Linked DNA regions of Homo sapiens: region 2 is linked to region 1. The links are chromatin loops, found by intact Hi-C in ENCODE. Cell type or tissue: tibial artery. All regions are shown on one strand. Each heading gives the region's core, and the rest is flanking DNA. Links, peaks and the distances in the headings are about the cores only. Region 1 holds the start of DLG2-AS2 (DLG2 antisense RNA 2). Region 2 overlaps DLG2 (discs large MAGUK scaffold protein 2).

Region 1 (10,613 bases), core at 1,166-9,165:
ACACGCAATAAAATTCATATTCCAGTAGCTCAGGAGCCTAAATGCATCTATGTTTGAAGAATTGATAATGTACTTGTGCAGCATTTTGAAAAACATTTTATTCATATTTGTAACTTTATTTACTTTTAAATGAACTACATGTTTCACAATGCTTTACTGCTATATGTTTCACAATGCAGGAAATACACAATACAAGTAGCATATTAAATCAAACATACCCAAATCATTCCCACAGAACAAGAACAGTTAACATTAGCAATAATCAGTTCCACTTGCACAGCACCACTAAAGTACTTCAAGCACTTCACACGAAAGATTAAAGGAAAAAAAGTATAACTAGATTAGAAAATAGAGAGGGTTGGCTCATATTTAAAATACTGCCTGGCTCAGAGAGTGCTGGTTACCACTCCCTTCAAAATTTCAGGTAAACAAATTGCTACTACCTGGGAAGATCATTTCTAGTGGGGAAATGAAGGCAGCTTCTGCAAGACCCCAGGAAGGTACATTCTCTCTGACACCACCAGGACCAGGGCTAGAGTTGGGAGCATGCTTGTGAGCATGCGTGTGTGTGTGTGTAGGGTATGGGAGGTAAATCCAAGGGGAAGAATGGTTTTTTGGTGCAAGCAAATATTTTACTAAGTCAGCTAAATTGTTTCTCACAGAACAAAGAAGGTGCTTGCTTTCTGATTTAGGTTTTGGCTTCACAGAAAACTATAAATAATACCAAAGAAATCCCACATTCCTACAGCACAGTTTATCCTGTGCAAAAACCTCAAAGACATTTGTGTTAGAATTTCTCCTCTCCTTATTCCTTAATCAAAGAGTCCAGCACTGTGCTGACAGAAGCAGATTGGGAATCACAGCTAAAGTGTATTCAACAGCTGACACCACATAAACTAGGCCCTTAGGGAGGCAGAGTGATGTGGGGAGAAGTATGGGACTGGGGGTAGGAGAGCTGATTCTGCCACAGATAGCTGTGGGATCACAGGCAAGTCTCTGTCTCTGTTCTCCTCAGGTCTCAGTTTCCTCTTCTGTAAATTAAGCAGAGGGCCCAATGATAGCTAAGGTTCCTTCTAGCCCTAGAATTACATAAAGCTAAGTAAAGTGAGGAGAATAACACCATTTTCAGGATGTTATTCTCAGATTTGAGACATGATCATCCTCTTATATTTATATAATCAGAGAAACCCTGCTAGTAATTTATTCTGAGAGAGCAAGTAGTTGACTTTCTAAAATAAACACAACTGACCGTGGTCCTATACAAGCACTCTAGACAAAGCAAGCATCTGTATGAAAATCCTGTAGCCAAAATTAGTATTCAAGAAGTACAAAGGTACAAACTTGTTGAATCCTTTTTGGTAAGAATTTCACTTAGGCCTTGCTTCTTGCTTTTTTTTTTTTTTTTTTTTGGTCTGTTTTATCACTTTTCATGAGAATAAGGCCAGGGGGCTCTTGTAAGTTCTTTCTTTCTGATTTGCTGATATGACTATACGCATGGCCCATATTTCTTTTAATTTCATGTCTCTTAGAGTCATTTAGATGCTAAAGTCAGCCCTCTAGGTACAAAATAAGTAGTAATAATTGAACATTTGGAAACTAAATACCATATTTGTATATTACAGAGATTTCATTTGGGGACTTTCTTATGAAATGTCAAGTATTTTTGAGTCTCATTAAAAAGAGGTTCCTCCTTTCAATACAATCTCCAACCATTACTTTGTTACTCTAAGTCTTTGTCTCTTCTGTACGTTATACTTTTATTTATGATTTTAGAGAATAAAGATCTGAATCTAATTACTACTCTTTCAAATAAGTGTATTAGTTTTATATAATATCATATCACTTCATTTAATTTTCTTAATCTTCCAAAACTTAATAGCTATTAGCAATATATTTCAGCAAATTTCTTCTAGTATCTGAACAATTTATGCATTCTATCTCTTAATAAGACACTTGGTAATTTTCCCTCCGAGCTTTATTATATATATAACCATTTCAGTTACACTAACTGATTTAGTTCTATCCTATTAACCCAGCTGACTTTTTCCAATTTGCTACCAGGGACTAAAACATTTCAAAATTTAAAAATACTTTGTAGCATGTAGACCAGCAATACAACACAAGAGAGAAGAAGAACCACAAATGGAGCTTGTTAACTTTCCATCATATTTGTAATGTCACTACAAGACATGTTTTAGGGTGGTTCTGAACAGTCACAGATTACAATTAAGGGTATCAAAATAATCTTTTGAAATGGAGTTGGCCAAATTCATAGGGTTAATAACTTGTTTTTCTTAATCTCAGGGCTTCCCTGGAATAAGAAGGGACTCTAGGCTTATCAGTTCAGTCGGGAAATTAAGCCCTATGAGAACCTGTGCCTTCCAGAATCCCACTCCCTTCTTAGCCCTGCTGTGAATACCAAATACATACAAAACTTAACTTTAGAGCCAAAGTGGAACCAACAGCAAAAGTTCAACTCAAGCATGTAAATTAGTATCTATAACATATACGTCATGCCTAAAATTTCAGGTAAGAAGGATATGACCTCAGGCTGGAGTCAGATTGAATTCAGGCCAGAGTGGGGAGTGGAGAATACAATAAGAATGGGCATGGTTCTTCCATATGGTACATAGATTCATGTTGCCCGTTAATTAGGCATCACTTTCTTCCTTTTGCCTGTTAGTACTTATATATTTTTAAAAGTACAGTCAGCACTGATGAAGTTTGGAAGTAATACAGGAAGCTTGTCTTGGAAGAGGAGCATGTTATAGTTGAGTGTTGATGGATCTTACTCAAGAGGTAGCTACTAGGATGAAAGACTGGAAGGCATTTCACATTCAATCAATCATTTATCTTTTTCTGGTAAATTGATGAGTTTTGTCAGACAAGGAACAAGTAACTTCTATGGTCTGAGAAAAAAACTGGTAGCGAGATGACACAGAAGGAAGTCTTTCTGCCAAAACTTGTTAGAGAAAAGCACATAACTCTTTAGAAGAATGCCGTGGATTTTAAACTGATGCACTAAAGTTAATGCAATCAGTATCAGGCAGGTTAGGAGATAATACAGGAATATTTTCTTTTCACACTGATGGTAAGTAAATGTCCAAGGGTTTGGTCCACATATGCCATTTAAGATTTATTAGAAATGAAAATGTTTCTTCTCATTATTTTTATTGCAACCTATGCTGAGCATTTTATCCTGAATCATAACTTTGCCAAAGAATAACTTGATAAAAGCAGGCACCTTTAACTAATTTAATCTAATAACATTTCAAACATTTATTCCAAATGCTTAAACACAAGGTCTTTCAGTAGTGTACTGATGAAAGTGGGTTAAGTGGGACACATGTTCTGTTGCTACATGGTGTTGCCTTTGTTTTCTCAAGTTGAATTGCTCACAAAGTGCAGATAGAGAAATACTCCTTTGCCTACCTGACGTAGAGGGAGCGTTTCTGATTGGTTCGCAGGGATCCGGACCCGGAGCTCATGCTGTGGTTCATCATCTGCTCTCGTAGGTCATGGATTTTGGCCTCAAATCGAGCGTAATCTGGGAATGAAAACAAAGGTAGCAAATTTTGCTCTGTGCCCTCAAGAGTTGGAAATGCTGCACAGCCCAGGCAGCCCCTCACCCACGTTGTTGGTTCCTTTGCCAAACAATGGGGAGATGTGCAACTCAAGGGTATGCCTGTTTCCTATTATTTATTCACAGACATTTATAAGAGGAAAATGATAAATCAGTTATTTCCCAAAACGTACCTGGAAAACACACCACCATCAAATTCCCAACTTGTAAAAAGTCCATGGGGGCTGGGAGAGGGAGGATGGGGGATCATGGGAAGGCAGGGAGGTAGATGTGGTTATAAACAGGCAATGTAAAGTATCCTTGTGGTGATGGAAATGTTCTCTATCTTGCCTGCACGGTGGATATTGGTAACTGCACGTGTGATAAAATTACACAGAACTAAACACACACACACACACACACACACACACACACACACACAACTGCGGAAAATCTGAATAATATCGATGAATTGTGTCAATGTGAATATCCTAGTTGTGATAATATGCAATAGTTTTGCAAAATGTTACTATTGGGAGAAACTGAGTAAAATAGTTATTTCTTACAGCTGCATGTGAATCTATAATTACCTCAAAAACAAAAAGCAAAAAGCAAAAAACAAAAAACAAAAAACAAAAAAAAACTCCATGGGAATCCCAACTCAATAGGGTATTGAGGAGAGACTCTAGTTACTCTCAGCCTGATAGACCTGACAATCAAGAGTTTGGTGATGAATTGTGTAAGAAATTTCATTTAATTTAACTAAATTTTGTTAGGGGGTGGGGGTCTGCTAGAAGTTGACCACTTGGGATCATACCTCAATTTTGTCCTATAGCTTTGCCCACATGCCAAATTTTAGAAATTTTCAAACATTAAAAGTTATGGGGATAAAAAAATCAAAGAAATCTGTATATTATAACATTGCTATTGTTTCACAGAAAAAAATATTTTTGGCATGTCAACCCAATAAAGATAAAGAAAGAATCGGTTCTAAGGTACTTATTAACACAATGAACATGTAAAAAGAAACGGCTTTTGATGTTTCAATATTTTTTATCACAACCTAGAAACTTCTATCATTTCCTTGGCAAAACAATGTCTTGCTTTAGAAAATTCAGCAGGCTTAACTTACCCACAAATAAACTTAAAAATGTTAATTGGAATTATAAATGGTTCTTTTAATTACAAAGAAACTCACCATGAAGAATTTTAATAGAGTATATCAGTATATTTCAGAAAACAATTTGATTTTCAATTCAATTTATTCACAACTTTAATAAAACAAGGATGAATGTATACAATAAAAGATGATCTACTTACAGAGTGTTTCAAATTCTTTATAAGAAAAAGTTCTATAAAATGTAATTTCATTTCAACTTACTGGATATGTATTGATTAATGTAGGGATAGCTTTTCTAAAAGATTTGACCTTAGTTTTCAGCAATAAATAGATAACAGGAAAATAAACTCTGAATATTAAATATTTTTAAAGTTTAGTACACAACAGATAAAGCCATAATAGTTGGCTGGAAATTTCTGGTGCATAAGCAAAGTCTGGTATTATCCAGATTTGGAAGGCTTCCTGCTCATGCTTAGCTTTGAATAAATAAGTCCTAAATGATTAAATAAGTAGAACACATATTTAACAACATATTTAAGGTAAAAATCTATTGACTATAATTTAGGAAAATGTATTTCATTTTCTAGCAAGAGAAAACATTTATTTATAAACATCAATATGATACTGTATGCAGGCCAGGTGTGGTGACACACACATATAGTCCCAGCTATTTGGGAGACCGAGGCAGGAAAATCACTTGAGCCCAGGATTTCAAGGTTTTAGTGACTTATGATCTCACCACTGCACACCAGCTTGGGTGACAAAGTGAGACCCTGTCTTTATTTAAAATTAAGGAAAAATAAAGATACGATACTGTATGCAGATTTAAATCATTTTGAGCAAGTCGTATTTTCTTGCCACCTTGGAAGAGTCAATTAACATTTATTGCTGGCCACATGGCAGACAATATGCTCAATGCTTCATGGGCATTATCTCATTTCTGTTTTAAATTACAAAATGAAGTCTATGGATGTTGAAAATTTTGAAAGATATAGAAAAACACAGGATAAAAATTGAGAGGCTCTCGTCTCTTCTGCCTTCCCTTACCTTCTCTCTCACTGCTCTCTTTCCCTACAGCTTACCCTAGTGGTACATGTATGGTTGTGTGCCGGATATGTATGTGTGTGTTTGTGGGTAGCTGTGTGTACATACACACATAACCATACAAACAAGACCATAGCTATTTATTGTATTAAGACTTTTCCCCCCTTTTTAATAGTGTAATTTGGATATTTTCCTGCCTTCTACCAAATACATAAATATCATGTTTCTTAATACTCTTAATAGTCTATTCCATAGTTTAGACTGTATTTAACAACTCCCTTATCATTAGATATTTAGGCTTGTCCAGCTTTTTGCTATCACAAACAGGGATCTTGGTGTATATGTGAATGTTGGCAGCAGGTTAGCAGAGCACCAGAAGTGGGACTACTGGTCAAACCTTTGCACAAAAATCATACAGCCTCTAATAGCATTTCCCAGAGAAGAAAAGGGCCTTGTCTGGAACACAGATCAAGAACTCTTAACTTTTTCTGATCCATGCTTTACATTGCCACTTGATAAATACTACATGTCATCTCTAAGTACCACTAAATCTCCCATCTGGAGAGATGGGACACTCTCCTTTATACCTTTGATGACTTTACTACCCATGATAAAAGCAGGAGATCCCACCTTCCAGCTGCCCCTTCTTAAACATCTAACTCTGTGCAAGTCCCAACCCTCATTTAATCACTTTGCTACTTCATTGCATTCATCACACCAACTTGCAGTTATTTGTACAGTTGTTCATCTTCCATTAGACTGAGCCCTCTGAGGGCAGGAAATATTTTTCATTCTTCTTGGAACTTCCTTTTCCTAACATAGTGTCTGAGATGCTCAATAAACTTTTTTTTGAGTGAATAAAAAATAAATGAGGGAGTAGAATACCTAGATGAATTCAGTTATAAAATGGCTCCAGGTACTGAAATTGTCCATTTTCATTTTTATGTTTTTGCAATAAGAAAGATGAACATGCATCTCCCCTAGTGCTACTTTTTTCAAAACTAAATATTCTAATTCCAAGGCTTTATTTCCGTCAAATAACTACCACTTCCAAATTCTTCTGTTATTTTTATTGTTCTCCAGGATCTCTCCATCTCAATCATGTCATACATTGGAAACAATTCTCTGACACTTCATCTATATACAATCAACACTTTGTTAGGCTCTTGTAGCTGCCTCATTTTTTGTAACACAATAGAATACTTGCCTTAATAATAAATTATATTTGCCTTACAGTATGGCTTATTAGATACCCAAAATGTTTTCTGCCATGCTTTCGAAATGTTTTGACTGCATGACATTCTATGGTGTTAAAATTCCCCAAAATGAATGATTTATACTGCATTTGCCTTAATTGGAATCTATCCTGTTTTCATCTTTCCTACTTTGACAGTCATCTCAATGTAAATCCTGTGTCAGAGGTGCTTATCTGTCTCTTTGCTACTTTTCTTTGAAAACTAAACATAAACACAAGAAATTTCACATAGTAAAACTAGTAAGATCTGGGTTTATAAATATAAATGGTGCATCTGTGGCGGCAGAGCTCTGTCTCCAACTTCTTGGAGATAAACAAGTTCATAGTTAGAAATGCTCTAGAAGTAAACAGGAAACCTGCTACACAAATTGTGAAATATAAGTATGTTTTATAGAAGTCCTGAAATTGTATTTTTCAACAAGTTAAAACAGAAAAACCTAACACTACCATATCCATTAAATATTAATTCTCTCTTCCTCAAATGTTTTACTCATATCTATGCCTGTCCCTTTGGAACATTTTTCAGTCAAATTCATAACACTGTCTTGATTCCAAGCCTCAGGAGAACATTTGAATGAAATTTTCAAATGCTTCAATTTTTATATCATCCAATGTGGAATTCACATTTACTGAGCACCTGCAATGAGCTAGGATCTGTACTACATACTTTTAAAAATACATTATTTTTCCTAAGAAAGTTCTGAGGTAGATATATTATTTTACAGATGAGGAAACAGAGGTTCAGAGAGGTTAACTGACTTCACAAAAGTCATAGAGCTACTAGGTAACAGAGCTCATTGAACATGGAGCTAGGATTCAACCCTGGATCGCCGTGAAGCCATTTTGTTTCCATGACATCATGACATTGGTTATAACACCACAATTGTTTAGAATATAAGGCTTGTTTAGAATGCAAGGCTTCCTCAATTCTCCACCCTTCCCCTCTTGACATCTTGCTCTTCTTCCCTTCATCTATTGTGTTAGTCAGGTGCATGCTGGTCTTCCCTCTATCAAACTGTAAGCTACTTGGAGACTTGGGATGCCTCACTCATCTCTATTCCCAAACCTCAGGGTCTATCATTCTACCTTCTGTATAGACAGGACTTTCATAGTTTTGAACAAGTCAGAACCTGAAAGAATTTGCTTCCAGAACAGGACATTGACAGGAAAATTAAGCATGATCATGCCGAGGTATAAAACAATATTAAAATTGCAGCATTTTCTTCTGTCTTGCTTTGCATGAAATAGATGTTTGGTAAATGCTTTTTAAATTACAAGTTGTTTTATGTTTTGGGGGGATTTTCTTCTGTAACAAGAAGCAAACCACTGAAACCCAACTCCTAAGCAAACGTTTTAGAGGAGCTTCATGAAACATTACCCCCAGCTAGTTCTTTCTCCACCTCTATATATGATAACCCATTTTCTCCTCCACATTTTTGAGTATGTAAAGCCAGTTGTTCCTGACTAGGTGCATTTAATTTGGGGTTCTGGCATTTGTATTCACTTGAACAAGATGGATGATAATAGTAAAAAGTGTACAAGATTTGGGTTATGTAGATGGAGTCAAAATCCTGGTTGTGCCACTAAATAGCTATACATTACTGTGAAAGTTATTAACCTTTCTGTGCTTAATTTTCTCAAGTAAAATAGGAATAAGAATTGGACCTACCTCAAGATCTGTTGAGAAGATTATGAGAGAGCTGATGGATCTAAAAGATTGGCGCTTGGTAATGACTGTCAATTCTTTCTATTACTTCTGTGTGTAATTCATCACCTATTCTTGTTCATCACTTGCGAAAATTGTAACCCCTTTCTGTACTGAGTAAAATGGAAACCTGTGTCTGCTCCTAGAGCCCCCTGTTACGGCCTCCCTCTACTTGTTATGAATTGATGTCTTCACCAGGTCAAATAGGAATGAGCCACAGATGGCCATACTTTGGGACACTTGCCATCAGGTGGAACTTCTCATCTGCTAGGCAACCACTCAGGGTACTCTCATAAGTTCATAGTGACTTGGAGTCCAGGAGAATAATGTCCAATTCCAAAGCTGCTGCTATTTTCAGGAATATCAGTGATTTCATTCATCAGTATTATCTCAAGGCCTTGAGCTACTGATGGACACTTGGATGGAGCAAGGTCATAGGTGTGAACACCACAAACTACACAGTGAGGGGGGCTCTGCCATACACTTGTTTGCAATTTGTTAAGGGTAAGTAAGGCGACTCAGAATGCAAATCTACCATTCACACAGAAAAGGAGGCATTGCCTCCTGTGAGAAGGCTGGCATTGTTTAATGCAGTAGGATTAATCTGCATTGATTAAAACTGCCCAGCTGCTCATGTCTTCGAGACTCAGGTGGCTTACTTTGGTTCTGAGATAAGAAAACAATACACTCAGTGGGTTAGGCAATAGCATGAGGCCATGGCCTGCCCTCCCCCTTTCCCAAGTGAGATGGTGGGCAGCATGCCCCTCGATCAGTCACGACCTCATCCAGGGGTCTCATGATTGCCAGATAAGAGGAAGCCATAAACGGAGGGAACAGGGTTAGAAACTCTATGTTATGGCTGGCTGCATAGTATTCCATGGTGTATATGTGCCACATTTTCTTAATCCAGCCTATCATTGTTGGACATTTGGGTTGGTTCCAAGTCTTTGCTATTGTGAATAATAAAAAACGATGAGTTCATGTTCTTTGCAGGGACATGGATGAAGCTGGAAACCATCATTCTCAGCAAACTATCGCAAGGACAAAAAACCAAACACCGCATGTTCTCACTCATAGGTGGGAATTGAACAATGAGAACACATGGACAGAGGAAGGGGAACATCACATACCGGGGCCTGTTGTGGGGTGGGGGGATGGGGGAGGGATGGCATTAGGAGATATACCTAATGTTAAATGACGAGTTAATGGGTGCAGCACACCAACATGGCACATGTATACATATGTAACAAACCTGCATGTTATGCACATGTACCCTAAAACTTAAAGTATAATAATTAAAAAAAAAAGGTACTGGGAGTAAAATTAAAAAAAAAAAGGAACTCTATGTTAGAAGGCCAGCTTTTAGTCTTAATCTTGTCATTTATTACTAGTGGGGCCTTGGGAAGTTACTGAACCTCAGTTTGTTCATCTACAAATTGTGAGGTTCACATCACAAAGTGGTTGTGAGACTCAAAATGAGATTTGACTGAAGTGTTCTGAAAATATAAGATAGGTGTTGCTGTTATTACTTTGGTGACTCCTGTCAGGACAAAGACATATGCAGTTCTTAGTGGTACTAATGGTGACAGTGGCACCCTCTTTCTATTTGTTCATTATAAACGTGTGCAGCTTTAACAACAACTGGTAAGATCACTGAGCTGTAAACAGGACTCTGCACATCCAAGCAACAGAGACTGCTTTCCTGCTGAGTTATCCATTTCCACACTACAGGAGAATTAGTTTGAAGAGACCACCTGCTGTACACACGCGATGCTTTAAATAGACACATCTGAACTAGAAGCTCTTGGTGTCTTATAATAAAGGAAATTTGTGCTTTAGGACAACTTCCAATATGGCTGGGGTAAATGTCAATGGTGTGTAGTCTGTTGGGGGTCACAATATTGTTTACCTGGATGTGACCCTCATT
Region 2 (10,613 bases), core at 924-8,923, 57 kb after region 1:
GTGGTTCTTAGACACTGGTCCCTGGCCCTTGTTGGTCCAGAGCAGACTGAGAAAAGGAAGTAGGATGCAGTGATTTTTCATTGAGCTAAAATGACCTTCTTTTATTATAGAATTATTGCCTTCCTGCTATTTATTTTTTCTTCCTATTGTTTTGGTATTGTTCTTTTTACTTCTGAAATGATGGTGAGAATAAACAGTAGTTGGATTTTTTTCGTAAATTTTTATTTTGTTTTTTAATGTCTTTCATTTTATTGACAAGATAAAAAGTTGGCAATTCTGTGGCCTATAGAAGTTTGTTCTGAAATGTTTCTGGTTTATGAAACATAAATGTCTGAAGACAAATGTTCCAATGCTGTCCCCTTTATGAAACAAGTCCTCAGCCTGGGCAACACTGTGAGGCCCCATCTCCACTAAAACAAACAAACAAACAAAAAATACCAGCTGGTCATGATGGCATACATCTGAAGTCCCAGCTACTCAGCAGGCTGAGGGAGGAGGATCACTTGACCCCAGGAGAGCCACACTGACACTACAGTGAGGTATGGTCACGTCACTGCACTTGTGTTGCCTGGGTGACAGAGCAAGGCCCTGTCTCAAAAGAAAAAAAAAAAAAAGGAAGCTCTTCACAAACAGTAACACACTTGGTAGAGAGAAGAAGCTGTGCTCTCAATCAACTGTAGAGGTCCCTGCTCATAAACAAAGTGTCCACGTTAATGGTCACAATCTCAATTAATTACCACGAAATTATTCTGATATAATCCCACGCAACGAATTTGTTTGAATTTAACAATATTCATTTATTCAGAAATTTCCTTAGTCTTGTCCCCTTCCTTTTTAGTATAGATTTCCTAGTTTTCAGTAAAATTCTTGAGTTGCTTTTGACTTGATCCATTTTCTTTCGGGTTCAGGATTTGTGGGCTTGTGCGAATGTCTGAGGATTAAATGAGATCACCTTTGTTAAGTATCTAGAACACCATAAAAAAGCTTTCAGTAAATGCTAGTTCCCTTCAAAGAAAGAAGTGAAGATTTATGCATCCAGAAGGGAAACGACTTTAGGACTAAGGGAGATTTACAGCAACTGGATGACTTTGCAAGATGGACCAGCCTGGAGAGTGTTAATAAACTTCACCCTCTTATTGAACATTCAGTGATCCCCATGACAGTTTATAGAAATTGTGGCAGTCTATTTTTATGAATTCGTGTTCATGAGTATGTGTGCATACATATAAACATAAGTATATATAGAAATTAATATATATTGATGTCATATACATCATTAATATAAATTTGAGTGGTATGATTGTGTGTACCTTCTTCAATTTCTGAGAAAACTCAGAAGGAGAAAGCCTTCCTACATATAAGAGTTTGCCTTCTTTGTTTATCTATTATCTGGTCCCCTATAATCTAATTTGGGGACCACCAATTTGTCCTATCCTGAGAAACCTTAGTTAAGACCACTTCAATCTATCCCTTTGCCAAAGTTATCTCAGACTTCAAATCAGTAAAGAAGAGATTCCTTCATTCTGTGAGTATATATGGAGGGCTTACGATGTCCCAGGCACTACATTATTACGTTGAATGCCAGAAGAACGATGTAATCAAGGTCATATTCTCCCTCTCCTTAGGCTCTCAGTCCAGGGAGTAATAAATTTAATAGATAATAGCTAACTACACAGCTGCATAGCATATTTTTATAAGGACTTTCATTAAGGTGCTATAGAGGTTGAGAGCAATGGCATCTAATAACTCAGTCTGGAGACTGAGGTCATGAAGGCTTCTGGAAGGAGAGGATGAGTCTTAAGCTGGGTCTTAATAGATGAGTAGGAGATATTGAGATATCCAAACAACAAGTGTTGCAATCAGAGTAAGAAGCATATGCAAAGAGATGGTGGGGGGTTAACCACGGAACTCTGGAGGAGTGAAATTTTATCCATTTAGCACTTAATAACATAAGTACATGTGATGGAAAAAAAGACTAACTTGATAGTAGGAATACCAGAGACTAATCATCTTTTTTTATGAACTTCTTCAATGCAATGAAGGCTAAAGTGGAAAATGTCATGCTTTATAGTTAGACAGTCCTGATTCATTCAAGCTGACCTTTGCAAGTTGCTTAACTTCTCTGAATTAAACCTTGGTTCCTCATCTATCAAATGAGGATAATATTATCTAGTTCATATAGCTGTTGTGTTCTTATGAAATAAAAAAAATGTAAACTATCTTGTTTCTCACACAATGTACTTACATTAAATGTCAAAACAAGACACCAGACTAAATGTCAGTTTATGTCCTGAAAACACTTGTGTCATTGTGAATAAGAACATTCATCACTCATACCAAATCTGGTTTCCCATTGGGATATATTCATCTGTTTGCTTCCTAAACCAGTGGTTTCAAAACTTTGCTTGCTGACACCATCATTTAAAATCACTTTGCATACTCACCCATTATCTTAATATTTACATAATTGATATTTACATAAATATATTTATGTAAATATTATATATTTACATAAATATATAATATATATTATATATATTTATATAATATATATTTATATTATAATATATTTATTATAATATTATATTTATTATAATATTTAATAAATATTTATGTAAATATAAATTATGTATTTTTATATACATAAAATATTATAAATTATTGTGTAACTGTATTACTGTGTCACAGTGTGGCACACTATAAAACATATAACAAAACAGAAATTTAAAGGCTGTGATGAAAAATTAATAAAAAGAGAAGGTCTTGGCTACCACTGGGGTGCGTATAATCACTTTGAAGAATACCAAGATCTCCTAGACAGAAAAGACCTAATCTCATTCATTTATGGAGCACCCAGAAGCACAGACCAAGCACTAAAGAAATATCTAGGAATTGAAGAAGCAACACTGGGACAATAGAAAAAACCCAAAAACTCTGTGGCCTACTAGTGCCACTATCTGTACAAACCAGTTTTTTAGTTTTTATTTTTAATATATATTTTAATTATAATACAAGTTTAATATAGTAGAAATGTTAAACAACCTAAATGTAATGGCTCTCCCCCCTCAAAGGTCAGTGGCAAATAGAGAGTCAATATTCATTATTTCTAAAAGAGCTAATTGTAATAATAACCACTTGCTGAACACTTATAAGGGGCAGACACTACATTAATGCCTTTACAAGTACTTATTTGCTCTTTACAATAATCTGGACACCATATTATACCTCTGTAGAGGGTATCAAACATTTCGGTCCATGCTGTGGGTGGGGGTGGGGGGGGTGTCTGCAAACCATGGCCTGCAGGCAAATCTGTCCCACTGTCCATTTTTATATAGTCTATAAGCCAAGAATGTTTTTCACATTTTCAGTTTGTGGAAAGAAAAATCAGAAAAGAATACTGTTTTGTATGAAACTTTTATATAAAAGTTACATGAAATTCAAATTTCATGACCACAAATAGTTTTACTGAATCACAGCTACATCCATTTATGTATTTATGTATTGTCTATGGCTGCTTTTGCACTACAATGGCAAAGTTGACTATTTCAATAAAGATTGTATGCCCTATAAAATATAAAATGCTTAGTATCTGGCCCTTGACAAAACAAGTTTGCTGGCCCCTTGTGTATATGACTGGAGTCTACTGGACATGTGCACGTTGCAGCTTGCATGGCTCTAAGTCATGGTTCCAATAACAATCCTATCTGGAAATGTAGGTTCAGAGAGGTTGTCACTTCTCCATGCACTTAGGAAATGGCAGAATCAGAGGTTTTTAGGATAAATTTTTAAGGCTGAAATATGCACTTGATCTCACCTAGAGTTCAGGACACTTTTCTCTTCTGGCCTCTTCTGGCTATGTAACTTAACTAGCCACACGTAATATAACTTCCCCACTGCCTCCACTGTCTTCTCTGTACTCTCCTATCTAGCTTTTAATATATTTATGGCTAAGGACAGGGTAGGGTGGGGAACAGGTCAATGGAACAAAAGTACAATTCACTCATTCACAATACTTTTCATTCTCCCTCTTCGAGTCTCTCAAATACACACTTGGCCCCTGCGTATGAGGCTCTGCTGTCTCTGGCTGAGCTGAAAGTGATGAAAAGGACGTGTGATGGAATGCTGGAAACCTCATTACTGGCTCTTTGCCTACAGAAACTCAGCCAGCTTATCTTCTTTCCCAACGAACTTCAAACTTACACTGGCTCAGCTGGTTCTAGGTGCCTGTAACAAGCTGCTCTGCCCAGTGGAGATCAGAAGCCGATAGAAGATACTCTGCATATGCTTTGCTGTCCTGGAGAATATGTTCCCTTTTTTCTCATTCTCATTGTAGCAGATTCTCCAAGGGTCTCGGCCACTCCTGGGTTGTAACGTGGATACCGAAAAGTGCAAGTTACAATAATTTTTTCCTGGACGGTATCCAGAAGACCAGACATGTGAACATAATTTCTGTGGCTGCCCAATTATAGTTAGAACTTCACTTCTAAGCAAGGACAACTACACTGGCAGGACATGGACTACGTAAAGTTGTGAGAAGAGCTTTCACATATGTTAATCTCATTGACTCCTCCCCGCAAACAGGAATTTGTTATTCCCATTTTATAGATAAAGATGCTGGGACTCAAGAGGAACTAAGCAGTGTATATTTTTCATGTATCCGGTAAGTGGTAGATCTGAGTTTCAAACCTGAAGCTTTCTGACACCTAAGTGCCTGTCATTTCAGTAAAGGAGCCTGTTATAAAGAAGTCAGTTTGTTGCCATAATAGTCATTAGAAAACAAGCAAACAAACACCCCTTCCCTGCAACAAATCATGGCATGATATGACTGGGATGCAGTACAGCATAATGGAGTTCAATGATGAGCAGGGCTTAAAATTATTGGCAAATCATTTAAACAGCCTGATTCTCTGTAAATTTATCTGTAAAATGGAAGTAATAACATGCCTAACTTTTAGGATCATGGTGAGGGTTATATAAAAGAATGTAGGTATTCTGTTTATATGAAATGCCTAGAATAGGCAAATCCATATAGATGGAAAATAGATTGATGGTGCCTAGGGCTGGAGGTAGGGGGTGGGAGGAAATGAGGAGTTGCTAATAGTTATGGGGTTTCTTTTGGAGATGATGAAAATGCTCTAAAATTGTGGTGATGGTTGCACAACTCTGTGAATATAATAAAATCCACTGAATTGTATATTTTAAACAAGTGAATAATATGGTATATGAATTTAAAAATAATGTAGGTAAAGGGCTTAGCCAATGCCTGGCACAAAACAAATGCTTTATAAATGTTAATTTTTGTCATTACTACTTTGAGGCAGAGACTATCTGGTTCACCAAACTCATTTCCTCTTCTCCTAGAGCACAAAACTAGACTCTACCCTAAAAATTAGGTGTGGCCATGTGTCTGAGTCTGGGCCAAGGGAATGTGAGTTCTGGCCAATGTAAGGGAACAAGCTTGGCCCATAAAAATAATCCCCTCACAAGCCTTCATGTTATTTCCCTTCTACTAGCTTGATGCAATGAATCTTTTGGCTTCAGAGCTACATGTTGAAGATGAAGGAGCCATAGTGTGGAAAAGCCAAAGTTCCTGAATCACTGACCAGGGGAGAGTTGCCCATTAGCCAAGAAGACCGGCTTTAGACTTTCTGAGAAAGTAAATAAGCTTCTAATTGTTTAAACCTTTTTTTGAGTTTTGATTGTAACAGCTACTGGTATTATTATAACTAACATATTATTGTTAGTTTTTACAGTACCAAATTGAGGAGAAGTGTCAGCCCTTGTCACATGCCTGAAATAAATTCACTGTAGATTGGCTGACCATGCTGGGTCTGGGGGCATGAGTGCACACAGGAAAAGTTGTCTGGTGAATTTGAGCATTATTTTAGTACTGTTGAATAGTCACTGGACAGTTTGAGTGTAGTATGCAGCTTCTAATTACCTTCCCCAACTTTGGGGAAGCAGAGTCCTTGTTTTGCCCTCCAGTCCCTTCAGGAAGGGCCAAATGAACAGCAGGCAACACGCAATCAAACCGTGCATAGCAGTAGGGTGTGGGAACGGCGAAGGCAGCTCTGTGCCTGCTGCTCCACCCTTCTCTCCTACCCTTCTTTGTGGAGGACACCGTACCCTGTCCACTTCCCTTTTGATAAAAGGGAAAGTAATACAAATTAAAGATGTGACCCAATCACATTGTTTTGTCCTTGCTTAGTGCTTTTTAAAGCAGTATCCTACACTCTAAATGTGGAAGGCAGAGACAGCTTTTAGCTCTCCGGGTGAATAATGCCAAAGTATTTGATTGCTATTGTCTCTCTTTCAGAGGGTTTGCTGTCAAAAGGAAAAGCTCTGAGTCATTCTTTAGAAAAGGTGAAGAGAGGATATGCAACCACAAGCCAAAGGTGACAGATCGGAAAGGGACCAATCACTGGGAGCAGGGTTTCTCGGGTTTGTGAGCCCCTTCCCTCATGCAATTGTGTCAAATTGGGCCAAAAATGCCTTCTGTATCTTTCTCACAGAGGAGTGCTGTAAAACCCAAAGGGCATGTAAAATGAAGTACAGTCAGATCTTATAAAAATAGCTATTGATTCCTGAGTGTTTACTGTGAAGCCCTCTTACATAGCTTGTTTAATCTTCTTGACAAGCTTAATACATAAGTATTATTGGTCCACTTGAGAGCTATTGAAACTGAGGCTCAGAGGTTAAGCAAAGCCGTGTCCCCAGGATCACACAGGTAGTAAGCAACAGAGCTGGGACTCTAACTAAATCTCTCACCACCATGCCCTTCAAGGACTTCAAACAAATGAAAAGCATTAGCAAGGTAAATGGCTCTTCTGCTGGAGAATCTAGAAAGTCCAAAGCCAAAATGTCTACCCTTGCGTGGAAAGAACATCCTACAGGGCTGCCTGTGTTCAGCATATTAAGTGCCTAAGAGAATAATGAAACAGATAAGAAAAGGGAAGAACAAAGGCCATTGTCCCCGGCCCTGGAGACTAGCCTGCCTGAACATGATTCACAGTCATTCATGGACTCAGACCTCATAGATTTTGAATATCAGATCATTGCAGATAGAAATGTGAACTTCCAGATAGCAACCATATCTTCTTGCTGAAAATAGCTTCCCTCCCCCCAGCACAAAGTCATAAAGAAAGAAAAAAGAATCTTAATTTCCTTCTGCTTCCTGTTTGCCAGACTGTTCCTTTCTTCCTTCAACCTCACGGTCCCATTGTTTCTCTTATTTCTTCCTAGTATGCTCTATTTAAACCAGATGGAGCAGTAGCATTTTGAAGCGATTTTTGAACCCAAGGGACTCGCGTCATAAATAAATAAAACAAATGAACACTTTAGCAATTGGCAAATCAGGCAGGAATGGGTTTAACAACGGAGCTGGAAATGTAGCTGAAAATCTACTCCACGATGAAAGATCGGAATGTGGCACAAGTTCTTTTCACCGAATAGGTAACCACACTGACTTCTTTCAGTAAACTGGGGGCTAAAGAGAGACGCAGTGGGAAGGCAGTGGCAAAGAGCTTCAGAGACACATTCAGTGGCCCCGTCTACTTTGCATTACCAATATGCTGATACATTATCCCATGGTTGCTACGAAATATTTGTTCACCACCTATAAAAGTAAGGCATTTTCAAGAGCTGGTTTTCTTTAAATACATTCTCTTTCCTTTAAGTCTTACATAATTCAACTATCATTCCATGTGAGGCTTAATTTAAAGAAAACCATAAGTTGAGTTAATTCACTGTGAAGGGTTATGGAAGCTATATTTATTCCAGAGAGTCAGCAGCAGTGTAATGGAGCATCTATTATATGCCTGACCTAGTGCCAGGTTCTGGGAATACAAACATGAATAGCCCAGCCCCTGCCCTTAAGACGTTCACAGAACTGGGAGGATTCACAAACTAAGTGAAAGTGAAAGGCCTGTTACCGCTATTAAGATAGAAGAAAATATATGAGGTGCTTAGCGATCACCTCTAATGAGGGAGAAATTATGTGTGGGGAGGGGAAGAGGATAGAGTTTGTGATTCAGTAAAAGAGTCCTAGCTGGGTGCAGTGGCTCACGCCTCTAATCCCAGCACTTTGGGAGGCCGAGGTGGGTGGATCACCTGACGTCAGGAGCTCGAGACCTGTCTAAGATGTTGAAACCCTGTCTCTACTAAAAATACCAAAATTAGCTAGGCATGGTGGTGGGTGCCTGTAATCCCAGCTACTTGGGAGGCTGAGGCAGGAGAATCACTTAAACCTGGGAGGTGGAGGTTGCAGTGAGCCGAGATGGTGCCACTGCACTCCAGCCTGGGTGACAGAGTGAGACTCCATCTCAAAAAAAGAAAATCCTCAAAAAAAGAAAATCCCCTGTCTGTCTACCTAGAAGGCCTAAGAAGCTGTTAACCAAGGGAGAAGAGGTTGAGATGATGGTCTGGGCAGAGAGCACAGGAGGAATTGGGACAGGCTCCACCGTGATGTGAAACAACCTGAAGGTTATGGTCACTGTAGACATTTGAACCCAGCTGGAAAACAGACTGAGGAGAGAAATGAGAGGCAGGCTTGGGAGTCACGGGGTGGATCATTCTCTGTCATGTGGGTCAGGGGACTCCATCCCATAGGCCATGGGAGCCTCTGTAAGACTTTAAACAGCAGAGTGAACATGATCTGATTTGCACTTTAGAAAATCACCTTGGCAACCAGGTGGAGGATGGACTGGAGGTGTTGAGGCTGGGAGCATAGAGAACAGTTAGGAGGCAATGGCAGCAGTCCAGGTAGGAGGGATAGGGCCTGATCTTAGATGGCAGCAGTGGGAATGTAAAGAAAAGAAGGGAGAACTAATATTAGGAAGGAGAAAATCTGGGCTGGAGGTAATGAAATCTAGATTCTAATCCTAGCTTTGGCACAATCTCTTAACGTGACCTTAGATAAGCTCTTCCTTTTCTGGACCCTGTTTCCCAACGTGGCAGGTGAGAGGGCGACATTTTGTGGCTATATGAGAATGCACTTTATATATGTACTTGGTTATTATTATTTACTCATTAGGTAAGCCAGCCAGTCAGTCAGTCAGTAAAGGCACTCATTCCTTGAGTCACAGTTTTGGGCATCTTGATATGAAAAAGCAAAATGGTAGTACAAAAAAATCCAACCAAGGGAATGAGGAGACTTGAAGTCCATAAGCATTTACTGATGATACATTAAGTACAAAATGTACATCATAATCTACTATAGATATAATGGAAACAGAAATGACCAAGATGTGTTCTCTACCTTCCGAGAGGGAAATGAGGCAGCCTATGATTAATTCAATTAAACAAATATTGAGTAAATGACTATGTGCAGAGTATTGGGTCTGTCATAGTAAGGAAACAGAGAAATAGGACATGGTCCCTAACATGAAGGACTTCGTAGTCACAAATGGAAGAAAAGTGATACTGCTATTGGAGAGTTGCAAAGCACTATGGGAGCCCAAGACAAAAGAGAATATGTACCAAGTCAAAAATCCATTTTTAATTTTCGCCATAGTAAACAGAAATATAATTTCCCTTTCTGTGGTTCAATGCTGCTAAAAGCACCTTCAGAAAAGCAGATGAAAGAAGAGATCATTCATTTTACTCTAAACAAAAATTTTTCTGTGGGTGAGGTCCTATACTAGGTGTTCAACGTAAGAATAACAAGACATGCTCTTTGCCCTCAAAGAAATGAGTCAGTGTTTGTAACATTTTGAATTCTGGGGAGGAGAAAGTAGAAGTTTGGTTCTACTTTTTCTACCTAACAATTCAAAGTGCCTTGAACAGTGCTTAGCACAAAGTAGGTGCTCAATAAATGATCAACTGAAGTGAACAATATTAAATTTGCTACTTAAAGAAAGAAAATGAAGTTGACTCTAAAATAACAAATACTTGACCTCTAATTATCCAAAGAATACATTTAGGAAAGATTACTTTTATGTAAGAAGTCATGAGTAATTAATCAAACCACAGGCCACTGGCTTGTTGTAATACTAATTCAAACAAGGTTTCTAAGCAGCAGGTCTCTACTCCCAAAGTCTTGGGAAGCAGATGGTACCTAATTGCTTTAAGGGGCATTTGGTTGACCACACTTAGTTCTTTAAGCCAGAGTAAGTTCAGTTTTTTGAACTCTCCTTAAGACAAATCAACCTCCAACCCCTTACGTATAACAAGCTGATCTGTTTCTAAACATGTAAGCTAGAAAGACCAAACTTGGGAATGGTGTTGCTTAGAAAGAAAAAGTTATGTCTTCGGGGCATGGCAGGGGGATTCTACTAGCAGCCTGGCCAAGAAAAGTTGCTGACTTGGCATATAAGGTATGTAAAAAGCTTTAATAAAATTAAAGGTGCTAACAATGCAGGTGGGATTTAAAAAGAACATGCACCACATTGTGATATTTTTTCAAGAACAGAGAGGCCCAGAATATTGAGATACCAGCTGGTAAGAATTATGACATTTACTTTAAAATCTTTGGCCAGTAAGAAGTGATTCTAAAAGACTTGCAATGGGTTTGGCTCATGGTCTCTGAACCTTGTTATAGGCCAACTTGATAAAACACAGTGATTTCACATAGGAGCTTTTGATTACAGACTGGCTTGATTGTCATCAAGTCTCTG

What was found. A loop is a pair of places that touch in the nucleus more often than their neighbours do. Peaks named below come from ENCODE experiments on the same cell type or tissue, not always from the same donor. Only the 100,000 strongest peaks of a DNase experiment are listed, where the experiment ranks them.
Region 2: a loop joins it to region 1, with 4 times the contacts of the local background. A loop is called at or near these places in 4 of 110 quality-filtered maps.

What each region holds. Positions count from the first base shown.
Region 1 is chr11:83,629,779-83,640,391 of GRCh38, forward strand. It overlaps DLG2 (discs large MAGUK scaffold protein 2), which reads right to left. Exons shown (of 28, transcript NM_001142699.3): 19 at 3,433-3,547. DLG2-AS2 (DLG2 antisense RNA 2) reads left to right here and starts at 7,915. Exons shown (of 12, transcript NR_187249.1): 1 at 7,915-8,172; 2 at 8,624-8,708. In tibial artery, for the core only: no CTCF peak of the experiment used is centred there; no DNase peak of the experiment used is centred there.
Region 2 is chr11:83,687,416-83,698,028 of GRCh38, forward strand. The region is part of intron 18 of DLG2 (discs large MAGUK scaffold protein 2); the gene reads right to left. It overlaps DLG2-AS2 (DLG2 antisense RNA 2), which reads left to right. Exons shown (of 12, transcript NR_187249.1): 8 at 4,606-4,660; 9 at 5,514-5,656; 10 at 6,317-6,395. Among named protein-coding and RNA genes, the nearest start is that of DLG2-AS2, 55 kb to the left of the region's middle. In tibial artery, for the core only: no CTCF peak of the experiment used is centred there; a DNase peak (open chromatin) is centred at 4,144.